2 separate regions of the Homo sapiens genome follow, and region 1 is linked to region 2. A link is a loop called in an ENCODE intact Hi-C map of the cell type or tissue named here. Cell type or tissue: Caco-2. All regions are shown on one strand. Each heading gives the region's core, and the rest is flanking DNA. Links, peaks and the distances in the headings are about the cores only. Region 1 has its middle 170 kb from the start of TTC39B. Region 2 has its middle 110 kb from the start of FREM1.

Region 1 (4,396 bases), core at 147-4,146, 120 kb after region 2:
TTGAGTCAAAATACTCTCTAATAAACACTCTAATAAAATATGACATTTCCATTGAAAGGATGGCAAAATTAAGAATAGGGAGAGATTACAGTGATGAAAAACATTATTTTGTTGTGTAAATTAGAAACTATGTTTCTAATCCTGAAGATGTCTGGCCTTGGAGGTAGGTGAGTCCAACAGGAATTATTCATTTTCAGGTAAGATACCAACGCTTTAGGGAATACATTCTTCTATATAGAAGGTACAAATGAGAGAATACTAGAAAACCATCCTGAGAGAGGGTAAACAAGAGGATATTAGGCATTTGTTACTCCTGGGATGATACAAAGCTCACATGATAAATGCCACCTGAAGAGCACGAGAATGCAAAAGCATACACAGAACTGAGGATTCATGGAATGGCCCCAGAACGGACCTTGTCCCATTGCAACAAGCACTGAAATAAGACCAAAAGAGGAGTTTGGAAATGTTTTGAGTCACCAAATCATTATTAAAAGAAATGCCTGGTACCCCACAGAGATTTCTTTGAAGAGCACAGTGTCTATTTAGAAGTAGATATTTCTATTTGCTTGCTAAAATTCAGTCTCTTTTTTTTATATTACACTTGAAGATGATTTGAGGGAAAAGTAATATTTATTAAGGGTTGCATGATCCAAGGAAAATTTCCCACAAGTAAAATGCACACTGGTGACCCAAAGTTCTGGAAGGACACAAGAAAAGGAGTGCACTAATTTTCCAAGCAAGATGCCTTAGGAAGTGGCAACAAATAATTAAGATGTGAACTCGGGACCGGGCGCAGTGGCTCATGCCTGTAATCCCAGCACTTTGGGAGGCCGAGGCGGGCAGATCACCTGAGGCTGGGAATTCTAGACCAGCACGGCCAATATGGAGAAACCCCATGTCTACTAAAAATACAAAATTAGCTGGGTGTGGTGGCAGATGCCTGTAATCCTAGCTACTCAGGAGGCTGAGGCAGGAGAATCATTTGAACCTGGGAGGCAGAGGTTGCGGTGAGCCAATATCGCGCCATTGCACTCCATCCTGTGCAACAAGAGTGAAACTCCGACTTAAAAAAAAAAAAAGATGTGAACTCGGAGAAAGAGTAATCTCAAGTACAATAATGCCTGTGTCATCACTCCAGAAAATGTATTCCAGAAATGTCTGTATGCCAAATGTATCCATGTTATGTGCCAACTTCTCCATGTCAGAACACAGCCAATTCTCAAATATTTTTTTTAAAGGACAGAATTCTGAATAATATACCTAATTGTTCATATACCTTTGTTTTCAATTAGCAGTCTAGCCTTGGGTTTTTTGTTTTTTGGGTTTTTTTGTTTTTTAAATTCTCTCCTTCTCACTATTGTTAATGATAAAAACCCCATACAAGGCTGGGCATGATGGCTCAAGCCTGTAATCCCGGCACTTTGGGAGACCAAGGTAGGCGGATCACTTGAGGCCAGGAGTTCGAGACCAGCCTGGGCAAAATAGTGAAACCCCGTCTCTACTAAAAATACAAAAATTAGCCGAATGTGGTGGTGCACGCCTGTAATCCCCGGTACTCGGGAGGCTGAAGTGGGAGGATCGCTGAGCCTGGGAGGCAGAGGTTGCAGTGAGCTGAGATCACGCCACTACACTCTAGCCTGGGCAACAGAGTGAGACCCTGTCTCAAAACAACAACAACAATAACAAACTCCATACAAAAAGTTTACATTATTATCATCTTGTAAAAAGAAAAAACCACATACTCAAATTTTTTTTAAATCTTGATTTCTCCCAATTCTTTGAGGGGAAAAATACAAAGAGGAGCATTGCTTTGATATCTTCTGATCTTCTACACACAAGGTGGCTGGGAAACGGAGTCACTTAAATAACAGCTCAGACTGCTTTCCCTCACAAAACAGAATAATAGTAGGAACGTTTCTGTGCCTCCAAGAAAGCAAATGTTTCTAATTAGTGAATAAGCTCAGCAGCGGTAGCTGCTCTGGGTATCAGCGCCTCTCGTTAGGGGCTCTATCCTGTTGACAAGCTAAGCAACAAAATCGCCTGAATTCTGTTTGTGAAGGTTGCCACCTACTGAAGAACATGCAGTACTACAGCTGGCTTCACGGGGAAAGAATGCTAGGGGAGTAAGGAAAAAGCAGTTGGTAATCCTGGGAGCACGAGGAGTTTCCACGCCAAAGAATTCAGAAAGGGGGTATGAACCGACCTGGCAGGGCACAGCTACGGGTACGGGAGGGGTGAGTCTGGAAGGCTTTGTGTAGAGCAGGTACTTAACTGTGCCTTAAGGAGTCTTAGGGTTTGGCAAAGGAGTGAGGGTTTTATACAAAGTGGAAGCATTTGGGGCTCAGACACCGCAGAGAGAAAAGCCACCATAATGACAGGGTCCAGAAAGCAGATGTCACTGGCTGTAGAAGATCGTCTGCAATGGAACTTACGGGAAATGCGATTAGATACTGAGGGCCTTCGATTGATGAATTAGGACTTCTATTAAGGCCTCGGTAAACGACCCTTAATTCAGAACCAACGGAATAGGGAAACAGCTCAGTTAGAAATTACTGCATGGATTGCACACCTTTTTTTTTTTTTTTTTTTTTTTTTTGACAGGGTCTCGCACTGTCGCCCAGGCTGGAGTCTGCAGTGCAGCGGCAGGATCTCGGCTCACTGCAACCTCCGCCTCCGCCTCCCGGGTTCAAGCCATTCTCCTGCCTCAGCCACCCGAATAGCTGGGATTACAGGAGCCCGCCACCACGCCCAGCTAATTTTTGTATTTTTAGTAGAGACGGGGTTTCACCGTGTTGGCCAGGCTGGTCTTGAACTCCCGACCTCGTGATTCGCCTGCCTCGGCCTCCCGAAGTGCTGGGATTACAGGCATGAGCCACCGCGCCCGGACTGCACACCTCTTGACTCTTTGGAAATTGCCTCAAAGGAAACTTCAGAGTAAAGATTGAGATGAGAACTTTACAGGTAACCTGCACCCTGGGCAACCACCCTCCTCCCAGCACTCAGAGCTACAGCAGCCATGGCTACCCCAAGATCTGTCAGTATTGGAGCCCCAACCCTGCCCCCCAGGACACCAAAGCCTACAAAGTACCTCAGTACTTCACTGCTTAACAAGTAGAACATCAACTGTGATACTAAGCAGCATTGATTAATGATAAAGATGACCCTTGGTTGGTAAATTGCATCTGGACTAACCAACTCCATTTTGCTTCTAACCACCAAGCTGTCCTTGTTCATTCCTGGGCATAGGCTGAATTAACTTTGAGAGGAACCTGTTTATAGTTTATAGTTTAAAACAAAGATGATAACAGGCTTTTCCCAGGGAAAATCTCCTTCTTGCCTGGGGACTAGACCGCCTTCGCAGGACTAAGAAATTAGCCACAAGATTAGAAATTTCGGTTTAGGAGTCATGCAGCTGGAGGCTACAAGATTCTGACACTACCTAAGCTGCTCCTAAGAGCAGTGCTTGAGATGTTTTGCAGACCCAGCACTTGAAGGATCAGGTGACACCACCTGGACCAATAAACTGGCTCATCTGATCTTGTGCCTCCCACCCAGGAACTGACTCAGCACAAGAAGACAGCTCGACTCCCTATGATTTCACCTCTGACCTGACCAATCAGCACTCCCGGCTCACTGGCTTGCCCCCCAACCACCAAGTTGTCCTTACAAACTCTGATCCCCAAATGCCTGGGGAGACTGATTTGAGTAATAATAAAAGTCCAGTCTCCCGCACCACCGTCTCTGTGTGAGTTACTCTTTCTCTATTGCAATTCCCCTGTCTTGATAAATCGGCCCTGTCTAGGCAGCTGGCAAGGTGAACCCACTGAGCAGTTACACTATTAAGTTGTTAAAAAAAGTGTTTAGCCACTGTGAAGTTTGAGGCCTCCAAGCCATGTGCCTGCCTAATGTGTTTTGCCTCTCCTTGTACCACATCTGTACTGGCACAAGAACTCACACTGAAAAGGAATGCCTGATGCTGCCCTGTAGATGCACTGTGGTTCCTGTCTGACACCTTCCACGGCAGCCTGGGCCAAATGCATCCTCTGATAGTCTTGAGTCTCAGTGTTTAATTGATTCTAACAAGTCCCCCTTATAGGCATTGCAGATACATAAACACACATTTATCTATCTTTACAAAAAGTGAATCATCCCATAAAGTCTGATTTGGAGTCACTTTTACCACTTAAAATATCATCGCCATTTTTCTGCTGTTAAATATTCTATATTATTTATAATAATTGCATAATATCTATTATGAACATATAATTTACTAAACCTGGTATTGAACATGAAGACTGTTTTTTTTCCTTTTTTTGTTTTTTTTTTAAATTTCAAACCACACTTTAAGAAATATGGGCTGGGTGTGGTGGCTCATGCCCACAATCCCAGCACT
Region 2 (4,396 bases), core at 260-4,259:
AACATAGACACTGTGTAAATAGTTGTTATACTGTATTTTTTTAAATCTGTATTTTTTAATTTTTTTCCTGAGTATTTCAATCTGCAGTTGGTTTAATCTAAGGATGTAGAACTCTCAGATTCAGAGGCAACTATATAGTGCATGGACCAGGCTGGCAAACTTTCTATGTAGGGCCAGATAGTAAATGTTTTACACTTTGTGGGCTACATAATCTATCACATTCTTGTTTTATTTTTCAACCATTTAAAAATGAAAAAATATTTAGTTTGAGGGTAGTTAAAAATGGGGTGAGCCAGGTTTGGCCCAAGTTTGCCAATTCCTGGACCTGTCTGCTGAATCTTTAAAGCTTATGTAAAATCATGATTGCCACCATGGAATAGACTTTCAAAAAAAATCATGACTGTAGCCGGGCGCGGTGGCTCATGCCTGTAATCCCAGCACTTTGGGAGGCCGAGGAGGGTGGATCATGAGGTCAAGAGATCAAGGCCATCCTGGCCAACATGGTGAAACCCTGTCTCTACTAAAAATACAAAAATCCCCTGAAAATGGTGGTACGCACCTGTAATCCCAGCTGCTTGGGAGGCTGAAGCAGGAAAATCCCTTGAACCCGGGAGGCAGAGGTTGCAGTGAGCCAAGATTGCGCCTCTGCACTCCAGCCTGGAGACAGCGAGACTCCATCTCAAAAAAATAAATAAATAAATAAATAAAATTTAAAAATTTTTAAAAAAGACTAAATCCTGTGAAATAGTCGCTAAGAAATCTTTAAGCCATTTTTAAGCTTGAATCCTATGTAGAAAAATTACCAAATTGCCATTCTAAATTACAGTGCTGCAGATTACTACCCGAGGTGGCACAAGTTGTACTAGTACAAAAAGTCTTAGGAGGAAAAACCCTCTTTGTAGTTTCTTTACCTCTGAAGACTGATTCATTTTCTAACTGTGTAGATAATCTTCTATATTATTGATTTCTTTCAGCTGACCTCAAGAGAATTTGCAAGACAATAGTTGAGGCTGCAAGTGATGATGAGAGACGAAAAGCTTTTGCTCCCATTCAGGAAATGATGACTTTTGTGCAGTTTGCTAATGATGAATGTGATTATGGTATGGGGCTTGAGTTGGGAATGGACCTCTTTTGCTATGGCTCACATGTGAGTAAAAAAAAAAAAACCTCCACTTGCCACCCCCCACCACACCTCCCTCCTCTCCCCCTGACACATACACACATGAATACATGCACATTTATACCCCCAAATTCCAGCAGAGGTAAGATAGGGATTCAGCTTGTATTTCAAAATGAACTTTTTGAAGTGATTTTTTTTAAAAGCAGATGTCCTAAAAACCTGTGAAATTCATCTTACATTCTAGCAAAGGTGAATAGCCAAGATTATTTGCATTCAGGCTTATATTAAAGTGAATTTATGTATTAGACACATTATAGGGATATGCCTTCTTGCTGTGTGTATACATTTGGGGCTAAGTATGGGGGTGTGTGCATACACCTTAGGCTCCATTTCATTTCGACTGTGGTGGGGGTATTTGTTATTGTGCTTGAATTCTTAGATGAAAAATATACTTTAAATTATTTAACCTTTATAAGAGATGCTGTTTTACCATTAACTAATTGCTCATTAAATAAGAAAATTTTACTTAATAGCTAAACCAGTGCTTACTCAACCATAGCTGGCTGAAGGTCAAAGAGACTATAAGGTGTAGCCGGCATGACATGCTTATGGGGCTAAACTGGTTGTAAATCACATCTTCTCTAGTGTGTAGGATTGGGCAAGCTTTCCAACACCTTTGTTTCTGTTTCTTTACCTGTACAAGTGTATACCCATCCACAGATCATTTAATTCTCATTTAACCTACTCTGTAACCAAGTCACAGAGAGGCAAATCATCTTGCCTAGGTTCACACAAGTAGTCTGGTTCCAGAGTCAGTGCCTAAATCAGTGCAGTAATTCCCAAACTGTAAAATGCATGTGACTCACCTGCAGACATTGTTAAAGTGCACTCTATCGGTAGGTCCGGAATGCGATCTGAGACTGCATACCTGTCATGCTCCCAGGTGACGGTAATGCTGCTGCTCTACAGACGACACTGGGAGGAGCAAGACTAAACCAGTAGCTCTCCAGCTTTATCATGATCAGAGTCATCAGGAGGGCTTGTCCAAACATACACTGGCGCTCTCCCCACCCTCCCCAAGTTTGACTGAGTTACAGGGTGGGTCCTGAGAATTTGCATTTCCAACAAGTGAAGTTGATGCTCCTGCTCAGGGGTGTACATTTTGAGAACCCTGCTATAAACAATATTATACTACTTTTCTTTGCCCACCTCATAGATAGTTATCAGTAAAAATATTCAAAATGTTTAACAGCCACAATGACAGTCATTAACCAATCCGAGTAGTGCTTGACCTGCTAGAGAGGCCCTAGCCATAAATAAGTAGAGCCATAAGATGTGAACCAGTGAGTAGCAAACTTGATTGTTGTGAGAATGAAATAACATGTAAGAGTTATAAAAAGGTTTAGCACAGTACTTAACCACATGTTAAGGGCTAAATGTTTATTATGATCAACAAAAAGGTGGTATATGTAGATAACAGCAGTAATCTAAAATCTTTTGATAAACCTAAGGCAGTGACTCTTAACAGGGATTGGGAGGCAGTACCTGTTGGGGATGGGGGAGAGAAGGAATTTGAGGATAAAGGGAATATGGCCTGAAAACCCACTTTCGGCTTAGCTATTCTTACCTAATCAATGAAGGAAAATAAAACTTTTGACTGGGAATACACTGGAGAGAATAAAAAGCATTATGGGCATAGTTTGGGGTGAGAAAAAGTTGATTAAACTTAGGGGAATAAGGAAACTCAAATTTAACTTGATTTTCTTTATTTTCAAGGAATGCCTTTAGTCTTTTAGAGCAACAAGATTGCCTCTTTGAATGCCAGGTGCCTGTCCCTAAATTGTGTTCCCTAATCACTTGAGGGTATAGCTAAAATGATTTTGGAAGTAGCCTTTGTTAAACAAGTGCTTTGTTTATATATTTTTTGCTACTTATTAGGATATCTGCTATGTTATCTGCTTAATGTTATATTTTTATTTTTCAGTATTTTCATAAAGTTGCTGGCCAGCTTTTACCTCTTGCATATAATCTGTTGAAGAGGAATCTGTTTGCAGAAATTATGAAGGATCATCTGGCAAACAGAAGAAAAGAGAACATAGACCAATTTGCTGCATGAGTAAGGTGGTTTGTTTGGTGTATAATATTTCAAAGGACTAGTATTAAACTTGTAATTTTTGTTTTGTTTTTAAGGAATACAAAAAAATAAACATTTACTAAAAATGTTTATAAGGTTCTTCTGCCTGGTTTTCCTTCTTTAATGTGCAAGCAATTGGCAGTCAAATCATCTAAATGGTAACCCTAATCACATTTTGGAAGACAACTAAAGTCACCCTCTGATATGTCACAGGAAGCCACTGTCTAATTCCTGTGGCTAACTAGACCATCCTTACAGAGTCCTGTTTCGATATTTATCATATGGGCAACTAAGAATATTTCTTCTGAGTCTTGAGTTAATAGCTATAGCTTTAAGGATTGGGTTTATGGTGGGTGAGGGGGGGAACAGAAGGAAACTCATGACAATGATATCAGCACTCTTCCAGGGTGCCTGACCCCAACCTACCCAAACTGCATTTTGGGTAGTATCTCCAGGTGACTCCCAGCAAGTAGTCCAGTTATCCCATTAGGTATATTATTTTAAATCTTCTCTTGACTCTGTCATTTACTAATATAGCCTAGTATATTGATACATAGTATATAGCATTAGTGTAAGATAACAATCAGTATGCCATTAATTTAGATTTTAAAGTTTTTCATTGCAAATGATTTCACTGGATTTTTAGTATGAATCTGTGGATAGCTGTGTTTTACTAGATCCAGATTTTCCTTAAACCTGATGATATGCCCTTCACCTTAAAAGTAGAGGGCAGGGCCAGGCGCAGTGGCTCACGCCTGTAATCCCAGCACTTTGGGAGGCCAAGGTGGGCAGATCACCTGAGGTTTGGAGTTTGTGACCAGCCTGGCCAACATCGTGAAACCCCATCTCTACTAAATATGCAAAATTAGCTAAGCGTGGTGGCGCATGCCTATAATCCCAGCTACTTGGGAAGCTGAGGCAGGAGAATCGCCTGAACCCAGGAGGTAGAGGTTGCAGTGAGCCGAGATTGCGCCATTGCACTCCAGCCTGGGCAGCAAAAGCAAGAATCCATCTCAAAAAAAAAAAAGTAGAGGGCAGACCATGAAATGCAGAATAGCTAACTTCATGGATGGGGCTGAGGAGCGTATAAACTTTTTTCCCCTTTCTAAGAAGTTAAAGGTAGAAAAGCCCCCAAGTCATCT

What was found. A loop is a pair of places that touch in the nucleus more often than their neighbours do. Peaks named below come from ENCODE experiments on the same cell type or tissue, not always from the same donor. Only the 100,000 strongest peaks of a DNase experiment are listed, where the experiment ranks them.
Region 1: it touches region 2 in a loop (9-fold over the local background); 1 of 110 quality-filtered maps calls a loop at or near these places.

The regions. Positions count from the first base shown.
Region 1 is chr9:15,133,285-15,137,680 of GRCh38, forward strand. No RefSeq gene overlaps it. Among named protein-coding and RNA genes, the nearest start is that of TTC39B, 170 kb to the right of the region's middle. In Caco-2, for the core only: a CTCF peak has its summit at 2,079 (motif pointing left); a DNase peak (open chromatin) is centred at 2,067; H3K4me3 peaks cover 256 bases.
Region 2 is chr9:15,016,381-15,020,776 of GRCh38, forward strand. It overlaps the pseudogene LOC389705. Among named protein-coding and RNA genes, the nearest start is that of FREM1, 110 kb to the left of the region's middle. In Caco-2, for the core only: no CTCF peak of the experiment used is centred there; a DNase peak (open chromatin) is centred at 2,091.